4 separate regions of the Mus musculus genome follow, and regions 2, 3 and 4 are each linked to region 1. Evidence: chromatin loops called from intact Hi-C (ENCODE). Cell type or tissue: heart. All regions are shown on one strand.

Region 1 (5,000 bases):
ACCATGCCCAGCCATGCCATCTCAGTGCTAATTGGCATCTCTCCCACAGGCATGACTGATCCTTCTGGACATTTTCCGTGCTCACATACATGCCCGAGTGGTTAGGCTTCTCTTCCCAGAGCCCCATGTGCTCACATGGTCTCAGCCTCCACTCCCTTCCCTGCTTCCATGGCTCCTTGTATCCCAGCAGCAGGTGACTTCTGTAGAAAAGGACAAGAATGTCCTTAGAGCCACCATCTTTCTCCCCACGAGCACTGCCCAGCACTGAGGTGGAGTCACACTGGGGTGAGCAAGCCCATTACCCAACTTGGCTGAAATAAGTTAAATATTTCCTTGGGACATCGTGGGTCTCCCAGATGTGGTTGTTAGCCTGGCTTACCCTCCCTCATCCAAGCTGAGGGCTTGTGGCCGTCAGGTGAAGCATCAGAGAGGCAGAGAGTTCACAGTGTGTACTTTTCTGGCCTGACCTACAGACCCAGCTCATTCCACCCACAGGGTTCCACAGGATCAGGGCTGCTGCAGCCAGCACCCTGGACATGATTCTTACAGCATGTGTGACTTCCACTGTTTCAGACAAGTGTGTGTGTGTGGGTGGGTGGGGGTGTTAGTCATGGACCCCATGTCCCTGCACCCTGTTCCCAGCAAAGCACCATGGTCCACAGGTGGATGGACTTTCTAGACCACGCTCAGTGAGCGAGGCCCATGTGGCACCTCAGCCACATGGGTTTGAGAGAACCCATTGTTCTGCCCACTGCTAACGACAGGCCTGGTGGTTGAGCTGTTTCCTTGTGGTCATTTGGTAGGCACAACGCAGGACCTTATTAGAGTCTGTTTCATCATGGGGTTTTTGTTTATAGGGTTGGAATTCTCAGACAACTCCAGCTTCATCTACTTGCTTGAGAGAGAGAGAGAGAGAGAGAGAGAAAGAGAGAGAGAGAGGTGAGACAGAGACACGCTGGAGCAAGATGATGGAACAGGTCTGAGACTCAGAGATGAGGAAGAATTCGGAGCACGCATATAAAGAGGATTCTGAGAGCTTCAGAGGTGGAGAGACTCACAAAGGAGGGCGAGGAAGGAGGAGGAAGTGAGGGGAGAGCAGAAGGAAGGGGAGGAAGGAGAGGAACAAGGAAAAGGAAGGAAGGAAGGAGAGGAAAAGAGGGGGAGGGGAAGGACAAGGAGGGAGAAAGAAGAGGAGGAGAGAGGAGGGAGAGGAAGGGGAGAGGAAAAGGGAGAAGAGAGGGAGGAGGGAGGAGGAGGGAAAAGAAGGAGAAGAAGGGGAGAGGAGGAGGGGGTGAGAAGGGAGAGGAGCAGGGAAAAGGAAGGAAGGAGGGAGAGAAAGAGAGGAGGATGGAAAGGAAGGAGGAAGCAGAGAAAAGGAAGATGGAGGAGGGAGAAAGAAGAGGAGGAGGGAGGAGGAAGAGAGGAGAAGGGGAAGGAAGGAGGGAGGGGAGAACGAAGAGAAAGAGGGAGAAGAAGGGGAAGGGAGGAGGGAGAAAGGTGAGAAAGGAGAGAAGGGAAAAGGAGGGAAGGACGGAGAAGAAAAGGGAGGTGAAAGAGGAGGAGGGAAGAGGGAGAGGAGGATGGAAAAGGGAAGGAGAGAGGAAGAGCAAGAAGAAGAGAGGGGAGGTGGGAGGGCAGGAGGGGGAGGGAGTGTGGGCACATGTGGCTATCCTTCTAATACCCCGTGGATCTCTTCAGTTAGGATCATGGCCTTCCTTTTCTCCTTCAGCGGCTGCAGCCAGGGATGGGCCGGTTTGGACCTCTCAGCTTAGCTCTGTGGCCAGACAGCCTGGCTGGTCTGTTTGAAAGGCCTTTCGTGCCTCCTCCCCATATCTTGGGGCTCTTGGCTCCGAACTTACCCCTTCCAGCCAAGGAAGAGATGTGTGTGGTGTGCAGCCCAGGCTCTGGGCCCCAAGGACAGACGTCAGGAAATAGCTGAGCTATGATGCGGCTCCCCTCCGATCTCATTTCCATAATGCTTGGGAAGAAAAAAAAAGTGTGGGGCTGCTGAGGCGGGCTAGGGCGTGTGGATTTGTTTGTTTTCTCAGGAATCAATCCTGTTCCCAAAGATGTTGCCTAGAGGCCCGAAGAGCCCCCATTTTCTGATGATTATATGTGCTGCATGTCAACATGGCCTGTGTGGCTGTGAGTGTGCACCTGTGGGGTGTGTGCTCAGTAAGTCAATCAACAAACAGAATCCTGGGTGCTCATTACTCATTCCTGTGGCTCATGTTCCCTTTTTTTTATACTCTCTCAGGAAAGAGGGAGTCAGCCTAGATGCCTCTCTATCCAGGAAGCCCTCCAGGAAGGACAGTGCTGCCTTCTCCACACTGTGTAGATGGCCCTTGTGAAATCCTTTCTCCTCCCTGGTTCACAGGTCAAATGGTTTTAACATTTTTATCTGCCCTTGACCACAGATGCTGCCCCCTGCTGGGACACTCTGGGCTCAGGGCACCTGCCTAATTTTCACCCCTGTACGCCACTGATTTATTTTTAATCTGTGAACATTTTACACGCCCTTGCGATGTCATCATGTGACTACAAGTACTGGCCAATGCAGGTCTAATTTTAGATAGCTGCTGTCCTGGGGACTCCTCCAGGAATCCAGGCTGTTGTCTGCGTGTTAGGTAAGGCAGGCTGTTCTGGGGAGCACTGCAGTGCTCCCGGGAGGATTCTCACTAAACCCGTTCAACATTAGCATCTCTAGTGCCTTTATCCTGACAGGTCTGGCATGAAGTAAGCATTTCAGGTCATTTGGTTTACTTGTCGGTCACGGTCACAAGCATTGAATACTCACTATGCTCTGGGCACTGAGGGTATGATGGGGGCGGGGAGGAGCTACCGAAGCCTGCCGAGGACCAATGCTCTGCTGTCCCCCAAGTCAGTCAGGACAGCCTTGGCTTAGTCTGCCCAGAGCTCTGCTGTGTCCACACAAGAAGTTGCCGAGTCTCTGGGTTTCCTATGGCACCTGAGGAAGGGCTCTAGGAAGGAAGCTGTGTCTAAAAGAGAGGAAGGCACTTCTTCATGAAGGGAAGATGACAGGCCAGAAGGGCAGCCACAGCACTCAGCCTCTTTTCCGTGTCACCTGTTTTGGGCTGCTGTCCCCATCCCAGCATTAAGCACCAAGTCCTTGTCTGAAGGAATCTGCATTGGTGAATGGGAGGCAGGAAGTATTGGAAATACTTTTGAAGTCACTGCAGCAAAGCTGAACCCTGGGCAGCTGGGGTCTGACTCCTACCTCCCACTTGGCATCTAAGGCATCCAGCTGTGACCAAGGTGATTGAGCTCTTTTACACAGCTCATTCCCTGCCCTGCCCTAAGGCTCCCTGCCCAGAAGCCCTCATCAAGGGTAGAGAAGAGCAGAGAGAAGCCCACGGGACTTACAGGCTGTAACCCTGAAATGCCAGCATAACCAAGAGGGTGGGTGTCACTGGCCATACCGTTGTTCCACGTGGGAGCACCGCCATGGTAGAACATGGGTTGATGGGGATGCAGAAGATGTCAGGGGAAAACCCAGAGCCCAGGCTGACCACATAGCTCAGTCCAGCCTGCTGTGTCGGGATCTTCCAGGGATCTGTGACTCAGTTTCCCTGAGTATCACTGAAGCAGAGTACAAGGAATGTTGTTTTATGGTTGGTGAGCCTCTTCCCCTTGGGGGCCCATCAGATCCCCTGTCCCAAGATGAGGTGTGGATGACCAGGAAGAGGCATGTGTGGGACTGTGCCATGGCCCAGCAGAGGCTGGGTAAGTGGTGTGGTTTCCACCATGAGGCCACCAAGCATGACAGGAGCCATGTCTACGAGGGAGTTCCAGAGTCAATTAACTGAGATGGGAAGACCCACTCTGAATGTGGCAGTCAGTCAGTGTCCCAATGGCAGGGAGAGACCTGAGCCTCACACAGAGGAGAAAATGAGTTTGGATTATCATCCATCTCTCCCCTCCTCCCTCCCTCCTTCCCCCTCCCCCCCCCTCTCTGCTTCCTTCTACCCGTGGATATAGTGTATCCTTTGCCTACCTGTGGATACATTGTAACCTTTGCCTCCTGTTCTTGGGCTGTGGCCTTCCTGACAGGCTGGGAGCCAAAGCAGACCTTTTCTTCCCAAGACTGCATTTGTCACAGCTATGAAAAAGCTAATGGAGAAGTGGCAACAGAGTAACTGTTACCCTGACTCAAATTCCTGAGAGTACCACCCGAGGGCGGGAAGAGCAGGTTCAACCCAGTTTCCGGGGCTCAGCATGGGGAGGATATGGTAAATGCTGACACACTCACAGCTGGGAGAGAGTGAGACAGAGAGGAGCAGGCATGGAGACAACCTCCAGAGGCCTGCCCACTATGGTGTGCATCCCTTAGAGGCCCTGCCTCCCGAAGTCTCCACAACTCCCAAAATAGAGTTGTCTTCTGGGAACTACGCCACTTGGAAAAGGAGAACCCATGAGGGACAGTTCATATTCAGACACCAACACAGGGCATCCAAGAGGAGCAAGCTGAACAGAGGGAGGGAAGAGACAGTCATTTAGACCTGACAGACCTGAGCTGCTGGAGCAAGCCTTGCTAGGTAGCAGTTGATTCTGTATCCTTCAACAGGTAATCTCTTTGTTGAGGATATTAGGCTGGGGAGTAGGGTTGTGGCAGAGTTCTTCAGGCTGGTTTGGAACACATAGTCCTTCTGCCTTGGCCTCCCAAGCTTTGGGTGACATCCTGGCATGCTTCCTCATGACTGAGTTCTAGGTTTCTTGGGGGTATGACTTACTGACACTTGGCATTCTTTACCACAGTCTGTACCTGTTAAGAACATGTCTCGTCCCATGTCCCATCTACACTATAGCCAGAAGGCCACCCACTCCTCTTGTCCTTCTATTCCTTCTTGAGTTTTTGGCCAAGGCCAGTTTGAACTGAGTTATTTGTGAGGGGCCTTTTGCATGTTCCATTTCCCCCTGCCCCAACCATCTCTCCTCTAGAAATGAGCTTAAGGTTTTCATATGCTCAGGTACCCTGCCAC
Region 2 (5,000 bases), 130 kb before region 1:
TACAGGTGTAGGATGCTCACTTCATCCTACAGAAGGCTTGCAAAAATCCAATTTTCAGTTGAAGCATTGGAAAGCTCATGCAGTTCTTGGAACAGCCTTTATTAAGATGCTGGGCACCCAGCACACTGTAGAGTACAGATTGGGGGGAGGGGGGGCTGGGGTCCGGCATCAACGGCGAAGGATGCGGATTCTAATGTGTACGTTCTACTGAACGGGCCTCCCGTTTGCACCATTGTAATACAAGGAGGAAAATCATGACTGGACTTGGGACAAGTCCACGCTGGATCTGTAACTAGGCGCTGGCTGCTGCAACAAGATTAGTCAGTGTTTTCCCCATAAAAAATGGGCTTTCCACTAATGAGGCAGCCTCTGGCTGGCCTGTGCTCCTCCCTGAAACCCCCGAGGCACTTAGGATGCTTCCATTCTTGACCTCTGTATTCTCCAGCCCGAGGGTGTCTTCACCTGGAGGGAGGAAGGAGAAAGAAAGTGTTACACCTGTTTATCAACCATGACAGGAAGTAATCCACATCATCTTCTCTCAGTCTATTGGCCAGAGAAAACCACATGACCTCCACCTAGCTGCAAAGCCACCTGGGATATGTAGTTTGGGTGCAAGGAGTTCTCTCTCCTAGAGAAAGCGGACATCCTTGGTGGTCTCTTCTGCTCAGCACAGGGCTCCCTCAATTTTAGGTGAAGACTCAGGGATGAAAAGAATGGCATAGGCCTGCCAGGGGCACGTCCTGGGATCGTCCAGGGAGTCAGAGCTGGGGCATCCCTGGCAGGGGTCATCCTGGGCTCATCCCAGCTGAGGGTGTATATAGAGTGTGCGTCTTCTGCATTCAGGAATGATGTTGGAGCTGGAACCCATGACATCCTTAGACAGGATGCGACAAGAACAGTTTTCTCCAGGGGAGTCCCTGGGATCCAGTACATGCCACCTATGGCTACAGTGAACCCCCAAATAGCCTCATCAGAATGCCCTCTCTTCTGGGGATTGAATCCAAGGCTTTGTGCATCCCAAGGAGCACTCAGCCACGGAATTACGAATCCCATTTATATTTTGAACCAACTAACTTGCTCAGGTTGATCTTGAACTCACTCAGGCCAGCCCCAAACTTGTAATCTTCCTGCCTCAGCCTGGTGAGTTGCTGGGGTGACAAGCTGGGGCCACATCCAGGTCAGAGAATTTTCTTTCTATTACTTTTGCCCAGGTCACAGTCCAGGCAGTGACTTAATGTGGCTGTGTGCCTTACACAAAGTTTCACAGCAGGACAGGGGAAGACTCAGGGTGCGTACTCAGTTTGCAAGGTGAATGATCATCTTAGAGGAAAGATCCCTACCATGGGGGGGGGGCAGGGCACAGACAGGTGGGGAAGGACCCTCCACCCTCTCCCAGAAAAACTACAGACAAGATGGCCCACTGGGCTGGGCATGCAATCAGCAAGCCTCTGGCTAAGGAGCCATGAGTGGCAACTTTGTGGAGCCTCTAGCTGCTTCCTGCATATCACAAAGCCTTCTGAGGCCCTGCTAGTGGTCTGAGTAGGCTCTGTGCTCAGGTATATTTGTGCATCATCACTGGGTGTGTCCAGTTTAACACAGTTAGGCATACAAAGAACTAGGCAGGAATTTGTTGAGCCAAGGTTAAGAAGCACCAAGAGATGGTGTACAGTGTACATTGTACACACATTGCCCTCCTCTGTATTCTGTATCTCTCTATGTATGTATCTCTCTATGTATGTATCTCTCTATGTATGTATCTCTCTATGTATGTATGTATGTATGTATGTATCTATCTATCTATCTATCTATCTATCTATGTATCTATCCATCCATTCATCCATCCATCCATCCATCCCATCCAACAGTCTATCTGGGGATGTGCAGGTACCAGACCCTAATCTAGAAGTTTCATAGGCCTGGAAAGAAGGTCCCATGAACACCTCCACTTCAACAGAGAAACCAAGATGTTGCATGGCTCCTCAGTGTTCAGCCAACCTAACTCTTGGTCCCCTCACTGTGTCTGCTCTGTGTCACTGCCCCATGACCTGTCTGGGTCCTTCTGAGCTGGGAGGAGACAACAGGCTGGCTGCCTTTGAGTGAAGACCATGTGACCCTTAAAGACCCTTCCTTCCCTGGGTAGCTCAGCTTCTTTGGCCCCTGTCCCGAGTCACAAGAGGCTCAGAATGGTCTCCAGGCTTCTATAATTAGGCCTTGCCTGCCGCCAGGCCAACAGATTCTCTAGCTTGGCTGAGATAACCAAGTCTGGCACTGAACAGAGCCCTTTGTCGACTCTTTGGCTCTTGCAATATCCAGAGGAAAGGCGTCCTCACTGATCTTCCACTGGGGAAGCCGAGACCCCAGGAGGGTCAGTCTCTGTTGGAGTCAGTCAGGTAGGAGGGAGCTGAGGCTTGATTTAAACCCTGACTCCTGAAGCTTTGGTAACTATGTGTGTCAGCGGTCCATGGTGTCCCCACATCTCCAGGTCGAGGAGTCACCAGATGTGACAGGAAAAGAGGCTTGTGCAGAGAGCTGGGGCCATTCTTCTGACATCTTCAGTTCCTCCTTCCCTTCCTCCATCTTGCTGCCCGCATGCCCCTCCTTCAAGAATGCTTTTCATGGTTGTCAGCCTACTCCACAGGTATTGCTTCATCAGTCGAGCCTTCCCTGCTCTTCCCTTCTTTGGGCTGAGTTCTGGAAAAGCCACCAGTGTCTCATCCCTGGGTGATGTGATCTCGTGAGTACAAACCACAGATCTCTTATCCTGTGTAGACTCTGGTCTTGAGGACCAAGCTGGGCACGTAGTAGGTGTTCTATAAATAGGTTTTGAAGGGATGACTGAGGATTAGGGCTTCTGGATCAGGGTGGGGGGAGGTGAGGGCAATGTCTGATGGTAGCCTGCATGCCCCAGAGTGGGGTCTCTTCAAGCTAGGGGGTGGGATTCATAAGGATAGAAGCCAAGCTGTGGAGGAGTCAGGCCATGATGAGGACGAGGACAGTGTGGCCTCTCTGTGACTCAGGACTTGGACACTGGGTTGACTGCTGGGTGGGAGTTAGTTAGTTTCTGGCTTGTGGCCTGGAAATTAGGACAAGCTGATAGGTTTGGTCCAGATTCAGGGACTTGCATGATGGACAACCAGGCCCTGGTGATGCAGTAGATGTATGGTGATGACCTACTGGGGTCTGAGCTGGGAAAAGGGCACTTGCCATGGTTGGCAGGTTGCCATCTCCCTGATGCCAGGTGTGTTTATCGGCTCGTTTAGAAGGGATGAAGGGGAGCGCTGGTAGACCTCAGGTTCTTCTCTTTATCAAGATGCCTAGCAAGCTTCAAAGGCATCTGAGGGCTGAGGATGAACTCAGAGGTTAAAATGCTTGCCTGATAAGTGTAAGGACCAAGTTCAGATCCCCCCTAAATCTCCTTTAGTGCTAGTGGGCCTGGTAGCTTACCCGGCACCCCAGCCATGGAAGATGGAGACAGAACCCAGCAGAACAGACTGGACAGGAAGACATGTCAGCAGCTCTGGGTTGGACTGAGACTCCGCCTCAAAGAATAAGGCAGAAGAGTGTCAGGATGATTCCAGACAGCAACCTCAAGGCTCTACATGCATGAACACACAAGCTCTGCCAGAATGTATGCATACCATGTACACATGCGGGCCCCCATGCAAGCATGCATACCCACAAGCACACATGCCACACACATGAAACAAAAAACAAAAATAAAGCGTTTGGATGTAGTCATGCTTCCTATTCTTGAAACAATCCATGCGTTGGGTCCTACCGTCCCACCCATTTTACAGAACTCATCACTGAGGCACATACAAGTGTTGGGCCCAATCATTGTACCCATTTTATAGAACTCATTACTGAGGCACACACAAGTGGAGCCACTTTGTTAGGGTCACACAGCCAGAGCTTTGAACCTGGCCCACTGTTCCCAGAGCCCATCTCGGCCACCACCTCTCCCTACTGTGCCTCCTTACTCTAGGACAAAGAGGCAGAAGAGGCAGAGGTTACAACCTGTGGGAAGGAAGAACAAAACTACCCCTCTCCTTCCATGGTCCCAGGAGTGTGTGCACCTACTGGGCTCAGCTGGTGCCCCAGTAAGACTGATTTGGCAGATGCAGTGTGCTAGCTTCAGCAGCTGGGCTTCTGATTGCCGATTTCTGCTCTGGAAACTCCATCAAACGCTCTCAGAAAGCTGGAGACCCATGGTGTGTGGAGACCTCCCTGCCTGGTCCTGTGTCCCTCACCCCATTAGTCCCTTTCCCCAGGCTTTCCCTATCCATCTCACCTCCTGTCTAGTTGTCTCAGATTCTCCTGTCTAGTTGTCTCAGATTCTCCTGTGTGCGCGTGTATATGTATACATGTGTGTGTGTGTGCGTGTGAGTATATGCATGCGTATGTGTGTGCATGCATGTGTGTGCATTAATGTATGTGTGCATGCATGTGTACTGTGTGCATGTGTATACATGTGTGTGCATGTGCTTATGTGCATGTGTATGTGTGTGCATGTGTATATATACATGTGTGTGAATGGAAGTCCAAGGATCTAGCAGTTACTCAGTCTCACACAGCAAGCAGGCGAAGGAGCAAGAGCAAGACTCTCTTCTTCCAATGTCCTTATATTGTCTCCAGCAGAAGGTGTAGCCCAGATTAAAGGTGTGTTCCACCACACCTTTAATCCTGGATGACCTTGAACTCGGAGATTTAATCTTCTGCAATCCATAGCCACTATACCTCAAGATCTCCATACCAAGATCCAGATCAGAAACTTCTATCTCCAAGCCTCCAGATAAGGATCACTGGTGAGCCTTCCAATTCTGGATTGTAGTTCATTCCAAATATAATCAAGTTGACAACCAGGAATAGTCACTACAGCATGTGTTCATGCATGTGTGTATACATGTGTGTGCATGTGTGTATGTACATGTATTTGTGTGTGCATGTGTATACATACATGTGTGCATGCATGTGTGTGCTCATGTACATGTGTGCATGTG
Region 3 (5,000 bases), 400 kb after region 1:
CCCTTTCAATCTGTGGCAACCTCTAGCCCAGATCTACCCCCACACTCCAAGTCTTGCCAGGTGTCAGCATCTTTCAAAGGGAGCCCATCAGGTTCTCTGGAGAAACCAGAAGTTTCTGTCTGTCCTCTTTATAGCATGCTCAGGAGGCAGGTCCTCCTCCAGGCCACTGTCTCTGCCTCTGAACACTGGAATCACATCTGTGCGTCACTCCACATATTTTTATGTGGGTTTCTTCTTCATGCTCACAAGGTGAGCACTGTATCCAAGTAACTTCCTCAACTCGTGAAGGGAGAGTGCTGGGCTGTTCCTTGGGAGGAAAAAAACAAAAAGAACAATTCACTCATGGTTATAATAACAGATGAGCTGAATTTTAACACACCTGTCAGCCCAGCGCTGTCAGCCCAGCGCTGAGGCAGGAGGATCTCAAGTCCAAGACTACCCCGTCTCACATAGGAAAACCTTATTTAACTTTAAGGATTTCAAATGTCATGAACCACACATAGGCAGGGCTAGCACATGGGTAGGGTAAGAAAGGAAGGTGGACTATAAATTTAAAATAAATTTACCCAAAGTCAGTGTCCTCATGTTCCAATCCTGCTTGGCTGGGACCAACATTTGTCCCCTTAACTTTGGAGGACAGTTGCTTACTTGTGGGGCCCGTGCTAGAAGTCGAGACAAGTCAGAAGCCAGCACAAAGCACAGGCCTGGGACCCAGAAGCTCAGGGAAGGAGCAAGTGTCTTTCAGAGGAGACTCTGGAGCTGGGTCTCTGGAGCATTTTGTATTAACTTGAAAAAGCTGAGAGGTTATGCAAATCAGCCTGTTGACCCAGAATATTCCTAGTGAAAGCATTGTGCATAAAGTTCCCCTCTGCACACATGGGGGGAAAAATCTCCTTGGTTGCCAATTGTGGGCTTGTTGGTGCTTGGCTTCTGTCACAGTGAAGGGGTCCCATGCAGGTAAAAACCCAGCTGACCTGCCATGCTCCCACCTTGGTGATAATGGACTGAGCCTCTGAACCTGTAAGCCAGCCTCAATTAAATGTTGTCCCTTTAAGAACTGGCTTGGTCACAGTGTCTGTTCACAGCAGTAAAACCCTAATTAAGACGCTTAGGGAGAGTGGGATGGGAACAGGAATTCCAGTTCTGATGAGATTTTCTTGACTATCAAACTTCCCTGCCTGGGTCTCATCAGACCCAAGATGGCAGACCTGGAAATCTCCAGGCACCTTCCCCAGGCTTCGCCTGCCATCACTCAGCCCGGTGATGCTTGTTGATTCAAATGCTCTACATGGAGCAGATGAATGGAGATCTGCCCTATAGCAGATCCTGCCACGAACTTTGCCATAACAGACGTGCAGGTTTACACACCGGCATACTGATTCACACATGTGTGCAGGCCGTCAAACACACTTGTACACATATGTGCATGTGTATATTTGAAGTCTGTAGAACTGACTTTCTAAAAATGTCCACAGTAGGCATGGCATGAGGGTAGATGGGAACATAGAAAGAGCAGTCTTCCCTGTGGGTGTTCATCGAGGCAAACAGCTCCTGTGCCTGGAACCCAGCCCCTCTTGTGGCTTTTTGAAAGTTCTCTTGGCTGAGTGGTCAGAGATTACAGCTGAGAGGAATAGGCTGTCTGACATATACTGGGTCATCCACTGTCTGATGCTAAAATCCATCCCCTTGGGAAGACGTAAGGCAATGTCTACCACTTCTCTCAAGGTCTCAATGACAGACTGAAGCAAGATCCCACCAACGTTCACTCTGGGGAACTCCCTTAAAGGATCCTGAATAGATTTATGCCAAATTGACACAGGCTAGAGTCATCTGACAGGAAGGGCCCTCAACTGAGAAATGCCTCCATAAGATCAGGCTGTAGGTAAGCCTGCAGAGCATTTTCTCGGTTATTCATTGGCATGGGATCCACCCATTGTAGGTGGGGCCACCTTTGGGCAGGTGGTCCTGCGTGCTATCAGAAAGGAGACTGAGTAAGCTTGTAAGCATGCATTCTTCCACGGCCTCTGCATCAGCTTCTGTTTCTAAGTTCCTGCCCTGAGTTCTCTCAGTGTTGAACAGTGATGTGGACGTATGAGCTGAATAAATCCTCTCCTCACCAAGTCATTTTTGGCTATGTATTTCACCAGAGCAGTAGAAACAGTGAGAAATTGGTTCCAGGATTGTGGGATTTTGTGACAGACCTGACCATTGTGTTTTGGGAAGATTGGGGAAGGACTTTAGAACTTTGGGTTGGAAAAACCATTGAGTGTTTGAGGCTTGGTGAACAGTTCTGTGGGAGCTTGGAAGATAAAGAGTGTTGAGAGAGAGAGAAGCAGACAATGGAGCCCTGGATTGTGATGTTTTAGACTCTATGGGGGCTATTTGATATTTTGAGATTCAGCAGTTCTGGTGAGCTGGGGCTGAAGCATCAGCTATGGTTAACAAGAGACCAAAACTACTGAAGTGAAACCTTTGTGTTCCTGGGACAATTGATGCTGGTCATCTGGAGGTGAGAAATTAGCAGTGATTAAGAGGTGACCAGCATCACTGAGGATCATAAGTCTGGGAATGTCTCCTCTGTGTCAGCTCATGGAGCTGTGATTCAGAGAGGGCCAAGGCTGCATCTCACACTGGCAGTTGGACATAGCAATGAGTAAAAGTCACCCAGATGATACTAGTTTTGAAGGAATGGAAGCATTGTGGAAAGCAACTGATGCTTGGCACTGTGAGAGGCCACTGGCAAAGGTCCAGCCTCCATGGCTGTTGAAGCCCAGGATGGAAAGGGTCGGGGGACTTGACACCATAGAGGAGAGCCCAGGAGAGGTTGTTGGTGAAAGTGCAGCCCAGTGGTAACAGTGGCTCCAGCATTTTTGAGATGCCAGTCACACGGGGCGACTGCCAAGGACAGCAGTCATGAAGCCAGCCTGAGCCTATGCGACAAGCTGTTTGTGCTGCAGAGGGCAGAGCCAGAGAAGTGACACAGGCATTGTGGAGGAGCTCAGAAAATCACGAGTGAATCCCAGATATTGACACTGTGTTACTTAAACCGTTGGAGTCTGGTATTACTTTGTTCCGGTTGTGATTGTGCTCTGGCTCTTTCCTCCTGAAGTAACAAAGTATTTAACTATTTTCCCCCCAGGAGCCCACAGTTGAGAGATTTCTGAACGGTTGAGACTTTTTAGAGAGACTCTTAATATTTTAAAAATACTTTGGACTTTTAAATGTATGATTTTTTTTAACGGCTACAGGACTTTTAAAAGTTAGATGTTTTGTAGTGTAGTGTTGGTATTAATGCGTGATCTCTGGGATAAACAAAAATGGAAAGGTTATGACTTAGCAGTGCGTTGAACTGACAAGGGCTCAATTGTGCTGGCTAGCTTTACCATCAACTTGACACAAGCTACATTCATCTGAGAAGAGGGAACCCCAATTGAGAAAATGCCCTCATGAGATTAGGTTGTAAGAAAGCCATAGGGCATTTTCTTAGTGATTGACGTGGAAGGGCCCCACCCATTGTGGGTGGAGCCATCCTTGGGTTGCTGATCCTGGGTTCTATAAGAAAGCAAGCTGAGCAAGCCATGGTGAGCAAGGCAGCAAGCAGCACCCCTCCATGACCTCTGCATCAGCTCCTGCCTCCGGGTCCTGCCCTTGAGTTCCTGTCCTGACTTCCTTCAGTGAAGAACAATGAGATAGAAACATAAGCCAACTAACACTTCTCTCCCCTAAGACACGGAGCTTAGGTGAGGGGGTTTCTGACTGGCCACACCTAGAAAACCAACAGATAAGGGCTTCCTCCATATCTGTGTAGATGGAGTACCTGCTCTAGTCTATCCTGGCCTCTGTATATTCCATGCCCTCTGAGCCACAGGCAGTGATGACAGGTGCTGGGGCAGTGTCTGGATATCCAGCCTCTACTCTGAGCTTCAATTGAGGAAGTGTGTTCCCCAGTTCTGGTGGGGTGACCTTCTGCACATGGCCACAGAACTCCCAATGCAGACTGCTTGGCTCTGAAGAGCATCACTCATAATGTTCTCTTCCTCTCCAAAGCCCACCAGGACTTCAAGAGTCCCCGCCTGAACCTATCCTTCTAAGCCAGCATGTCTCAGTGCCTTTTATATAGTATTGGGTGATGAACACATTGACCCCATCACTTGTTCCATATCTGCAAACCATGGAAGAAGCTACAGAACACAAGGGGGCTGACACCTCAACTCCCAGCACCACTATTTTGTGGGCTGTTTTTTGTTTTGTTTTGTTTTGTTTTGTTTTCATAAATAGGGGATAACAACATGACCTTGCCCTTAGGATAAAGTTCTGAGATTCTAGAGTATGCTTGAAGCAGCAACAATTTTGAACTTAGGTGACCTTGGGCTAGGTAGGTATTTCTTCCTCCTCCTCCTCCTCCTCCTCCTCCTCCTCCTCCTCCTCCTCCTCCTCCTCCTCCTCCTCTTCCTCCTCCTCCTCCTCACTGAGTGCAGAGGGCTTGCTGCATGCATGGGCCTTGTTAAGCCGGGTTATGCCCTCCCCTTGGGGACCCAGAGTTCTAGACTGTGGAACTTGGGTCCAGCACTGCTCCCCACTTGAAGATGTTGATTTTACTAGGTGACTTCGTTTAGATTGAAACCCCACCCCAACTCTCTGCCCTGTCCATGGACCCCAGGGAGCTCAGAGCTCAGAGCTAAGTCTCCCCTGCACTGGGGCTGGCTAGAGAGCACCATGCCCCAGCCAACCAATGTCATGTCTGGATCTGTGAGCAGCCATCTGTCCCCCACCCTGGCTCCTGTTGACTGTCCCAGGTCAGAGCAGAGTGTCTGCAATAATGGGCTATTAATCGCTAATCTCCACCACATGTGACAGTTGCCAGGAAGGGAACAGGTTGTCCACATAACTCCTCTCAATGGCCCCTGGCACTGCCAGGCTCTGCAGCTCAAGCTCAAAGGGAATAGCTGCTCAAGTGGGGGCTCTGATCTACCCAGAGAAGCCCTTGGGTTTTGACGGGA
Region 4 (5,000 bases), 84 kb before region 1:
CTCCATGGACGTGGGTGAGTCCCTTCACCCCGAACTTCAGGGTCATGTCTGAAACAGGGCCTCTTATGGGATTCTGCAGGCCTAGGAAGGTTGACTCCTCAGGCAGGGCCACAGGCTCTGTTTACTGTGCAGCAGCTGTCTCTAGACATAGGCTACATTGCAAGGGCAGAGACACCCAGCTACCCACCCAGCTCACTCAGGGAGGGAATGAAGCATCCTAGGTCCCGAGGTGAGGTGGAGGGGTGGAGGAAGGGCCCCAAGTCTGTCCCATGACCTCTCAGACATACTAAACTCCAGCACAGATTCCCTCAATAGCTCAGAACTGTTAGTGGCTACACAGTCACCACACAATCAATGCTTCTCGCTGACCAACTCCTCCCTGCGTGGTGATGATGATTGCTAGGTTACCCTCTGACCCCAGCCCAGGAGGCAATATTCTGAGGAGTAGAGAGGCAACATCCCCCACACTAGGGTGACGGAGCCCCCAAATGATGCCTCCTCACTGTACCTCAGCGTTTAACCCTTCAGGAGATCCCACTGTACAGATGGCCGAGGAAGGGGCAGAGGTGAGAGGGTTTCAGGCCCCTCTGCTGTGGCCCACAGAGACACATGGTGTCAGGGTTAGCCATGGTCCTCCACGGAGGGCCGGTCACCCTGGGTTCGGGAGGGCTTTCTCTTTCCAAATGGGTGGGTCTTTGTGTCACTCACGCTTAGTCAGCCCACAAACATTTACTCAGTCCTTTCTTGGGGCTGGGGTTGGGTAATACAATATTGCTGCAGACAAGAGAGAGCATGTGCAGGGACGAAAGACCCCCGGGAGCCTATGTCTCAGTGTGTGTGCATGTGTGAAGTCAGGGCGGGTTTTAAACTGAGGCCCGAAGGACTCACAGGAAGTGCAGAGGGCAGAGAAGCCAGCAGACACATCGGGAAAGGTATTCCAGGGCCAGGCGGTCCATGAGCCAGGTGACCTGGCTCCTCCAAGTCTGACACCCCTCTGTCCTGGGTGACTCCCACCTACTCTTGATTCCCACTGATGAGTCATTTTTGGGAGGCCAGCCAAGTCTGGAGGATGGGTAGCAACCTCCTCTGGGTCCCCACAGTTTTTGCCACCTCCTTCCTGATTTGCCTAGAAGACTATGAGCTCCCTGGAGCACAGTCATCCATGGATACTATTGTGACCCTGTCAGTGAGTGATGGATGGAGGTGTGAGTGAGCCTGCTGACCTCCATGCTCGGGGTGAAGGTTGCCCATCCTGGTGCCCATGGACCTGCAGGCTGATCCCTCCTGCTCCTCCCAGAAGGTGCGGCTGGGACACAAGACCAATGTCAGCAGTACTGAGACAGAACACTATTGGCTGAGGATAGGGCTGGGCCTCAATCAATGCTTAGCCACATTGATCCTCAACTGTTGGCAAACCTTTGTGGATGCATGGATGTGTGGATGTGCACGCAGGCATCAACACATAGATACATATGTGCACTTGGGTTCTGAAACAGGAGGCAGACAGATCTTTCCCAAGGCTGTATTAAGCCCAGTGTGGAGCATGACTTGACGCTTGCTATTTTGGGATGAGGTTTAGGTTTGAATTGAGCCTTTGAAGTCCATGGGACAGGGTGTAAACTCCTGGGAACTGCCAACCTCAGAACTGCAGCCTGGCTTACAGAGGTTCGGATCCCTGGAACCAAGACCCTTGGGGCAGGGAGGGGTAGACCTGTAAAACTATGAACTGTGAACACAGAGGGTTTCACAGTGGTCGCAGGGACATCTTGTAGCTTCACAGAAGCAGAGGTGAGACAAGGCCTGCCAGGGTCAGCTGAACTCTGGGTGTGGAAGCCTGGTTCTGGTCCACTGGATAGGCCTCAGCTGCCTAGTCTCCATAGCGATGCCAGTCATGGCTGGGATAATCAGACTCAGGAACTTCGTCTCTGCTCCCATTCTCTGCTGCTGGAACCCAGGCTGATGACATCTGTGAGGACCTGGGCATCTTCAGAGCCCAGCTGGGCAGGACTGTGGTGGCCCTGGGCCGTTATCTGGCGCACAGCAGGTGGAGACTGCACCCGGCCAGCGGCTGCCTGGCTTGTATTTTTAACACCCGGCTCTCGGGCGGTGACAAGGTGTCTGCTAAGTGAGGTAATAGGCCATTGAGTGGGTTCCGCTTTGCCGAGGGCCTTCATAAATCACATCTGTCAGGGGCCCGTGTCACGGTCCAGGGCAGTGGCCTCACGGTGGCAATTAGCCAGCCTGTGCTGGGTGGCTGGACGGCAGCCTGCTCCCCAGCCCTGTGGCCTGGCAGGGCTGCAGGGGGCTTGGCTCTCTCTCTTTTCTGTCCCCAGCCACTGTTCTTTGGAGACAGATGGAAGGAGCATTCTGTTCCAGACCCCAGGCTCACTACAGAGTCCAGCGCTGGGACAGGTCTTCTCGGGACCTGTGTCATCTTGCACACAGCAGACACACCAATTCTCCTGAGGTAACACAGGGAAGAACTCATCCTAAGGGTACAGTCTGTGCTATCCATGAGACTACGAGGGTGGTCACATGGTACATGTGTGGATGCTCTTGGTATTTCTATGTTCCGGTCTGTAAAGTCCCCCACACTGCTCCTGGACACACAACCATCTCTGAGTGGGAGAACGAACTTCTTGGTCTTCTCTCCATTTTACAGGTAGAGAAACTGAGGTATCATTAGCTTAGAGACACAGATGGTGTGATTGTGCGACCTGAGCTTTGGGCAGAGGGAGTGGTCCTACCTGGTTAGCAGCAGCTAGTCCAGTCCCTGTCCCTCCTACATATTGGACCACAGGTGAGTCCTGGCTCTGGACACAGTGGGAGGGGCCTGATTGCAGGCTAAGCTATTTGTCGCAGTGATGTAAGCAGAGAAACCAGGACCAGCAAGGGATAAAACTCTGTGAAGTTGGCACATGCCTCTGCAGTCTCCCAAGCCTGGCATTAGCAGGCTCCATGCACATTTTCACGCTTAACAATAGACATGGAAAGGAGGCCTAAAGCCCAAAGGTCCCTCAGTGTTCCCTCACCTCAAAATATCTCCCCTGGTCTGACTCACTCAAGTGCACACTCAAGGCAGAACACAAGATATGTGCATACTCCATACTCCCTATGTACACCCCCCACACACCCCCTACACACGAACAGTCTCTATGTACCCTTGTATATACACACCACACACACATTCACACAATACAAACATGGAAACATATGAACAGTCTATATGTACACTCACATGACTTCCACATACACACCTCATATGTACACACATACACACTCCATATGTACACTTACATGCCCCCACATACATACTCCATATGGACACTCACATCTACATGCATACATGTTCTGTGTGTATACCCCCATCACATGCACACACACCTTACACTCTGTATATACTACACCCTCATATACACACATGCCACAAACATACATTCATGTAGACAACACAAGCATGTATACACACATGCACCATACGTACTCTGTACATCCACATATAGACAATAGAACACATGCACACACACCCCACACTTTGTATATACCCTCATACACACACTGGACACACACACATATTATACACACATACTGTATATACACCCCCACACATGTACACTCTGTATGTAAACCCTCATACACATACACACACCACACACACACATTCATACAGACAACACACACACATACACACTCAACACCCTCCATTCCATATGTGTGAATTCACATGCACATCCACTGCACATGCTATGAACACATGCAGGCACAGATACACACATGTACATTGTCACGTGTACCGTTCTTTTCAGCCAGCTGGAAGGAGTTCAGACACAGGCCTACAACATCCTGTCATTCCACACATAGTTCAGAGCACCTGTCCTGTGCAATTCAGACACTGAAGGACCCCTGCCTCTGCAGCACCTGTGTCTCTGAACGCCACAGAGCTGCAGTTTCAGGGACCCTCCGCAGAGCAGCCACAGAGCTGCAGTTTTAGGTGACCCCCTCCCCCTGTCAGATCAACCACAGAAATGCAGTTTCAAGAGACCCCCCTCAGATCAACAGAGTTGTGGTTTCAGGGGACCCCCTCTCAGAGCAGCCACAGAGGTGCAGTTTCAGGGGACCCCCTTTAGAGCCACTCCTGCTTCCTGTTTTCAGTGCCCCTATCTCTACTCCTGGGCTTGGGCAGGTAGGGTTCGGACAGCAAGGATAGTGGGTCCTTCCCTTGCCTCAGCCTTCCTTGAGATCCCCAGATGGCCATCCTGAGGCTGCCAGAAGCCACTCCCATCCCCTACCAGCTTGTACAACCTTGATCGAGGCAAGGCACAGGGAGTCCTGGGCAGCGATGCTCTTCAGGGAAGGCCATAGTACCTCTGCCTCAGGAAGCCAGACTGGAGCAGAACAGGGCAGGGGGCATCAGGTGCTTAGAGGGAGAGTGGAGACTCAATAGGCCTTATTCCTGAATAGGTCTACCACGCAAGGACTGAACACCCAAACCCAACTTCCAGGCTCACATGGGGCCTCCAGGAATCAGGCCTCCTTCCTGACTGGCCTGCATCCATTGGTGACTGTTCTTACACTGGGGGTGGGGCTGGGCCCTGGAGACCACCATCTGCCTGCCTGTTGGCTGTCTCTGTTCCCTGGGGTCACCAGAGGCTGGGATCGATGCGGGCCCAGCTGCCCAGCACCTCCTTATTACCAGCAGGCCTGGCCTAGCCCTAATTGCTTACACTGAAGCGTCTGTGAGGGCCCAGGTGGCAGAGCCCAGGCTGCCTCTGGCTCCCCTAAGGCATGGCCTGGCTGGGGACAGGGGAACGGGGAAGAAAGGCAGTGCCGGGCGGGGCATCTGTGAGTCCCAATTAAGGCCCGAGTGGCATAGTCTGAGAGCCCCTAATTTGGTTTGGGACAATGAGCTGGGGAAATTGGCTCTAGTCTGAGTAGGCTGAAGTCCCATCTGTCCAGCCTGGGAAGTAGTACTTCTATAGTCCCAGTGCTGGGCACGGGGG

What was found. Hi-C counts contacts between places; a loop is a spot of excess contacts. Peaks named below come from ENCODE experiments on the same cell type or tissue, not always from the same donor. Only the 100,000 strongest peaks of a DNase experiment are listed, where the experiment ranks them.
Region 2: it touches region 1 in a loop (2.1-fold over the local background); 2 of 42 quality-filtered maps call a loop at or near these places.
Region 3: it touches region 1 in a loop (1.8-fold over the local background); 2 of 42 quality-filtered maps call a loop at or near these places.
Region 4: it touches region 1 in a loop (4-fold over the local background); 5 of 42 quality-filtered maps call a loop at or near these places.

The regions. Positions count from the first base shown.
Region 1 is chr5:111,618,290-111,623,289 of GRCm38, forward strand. No RefSeq gene overlaps it. Among named protein-coding and RNA genes, the nearest start is that of C130026L21Rik, 39 kb to the left of the region's middle. In heart, a CTCF peak has its summit at 2,441 (motif pointing left); DNase peaks (open chromatin) are centred at 1,852, 2,532 and 4,392; H3K27ac peaks cover 651 bases; H3K27me3 peaks cover 651 bases.
Region 2 is chr5:111,488,651-111,493,650 of GRCm38, forward strand. Gm36149 (a long non-coding RNA gene) reads left to right here and starts at 2,230. Exons shown (of 3, transcript XR_389520.4): 1 at 2,230-2,390; 2 at 2,483-2,638; 3 at 3,422-5,000. In heart, no CTCF peak of the experiment used is centred here; DNase peaks (open chromatin) are centred at 2,171 and 3,031; H3K4me3 peaks cover 742 bases; H3K27ac peaks cover 2,271 bases.
Region 3 is chr5:112,016,201-112,021,200 of GRCm38, forward strand. No RefSeq gene overlaps it. Among named protein-coding and RNA genes, the nearest start is that of Gm36794, 72 kb to the left of the region's middle. In heart, a CTCF peak has its summit at 2,917 (motif pointing right); DNase peaks (open chromatin) are centred at 2,901 and 4,961; H3K27me3 peaks cover 674 bases.
Region 4 is chr5:111,534,045-111,539,044 of GRCm38, forward strand. No RefSeq gene overlaps it. Among named protein-coding and RNA genes, the nearest start is that of Gm36274, 25 kb to the right of the region's middle. In heart, CTCF peaks have their summits at 2,065 and 2,267; a DNase peak (open chromatin) is centred at 2,077; H3K27ac peaks cover 1,431 bases; H3K27me3 peaks cover 3,399 bases.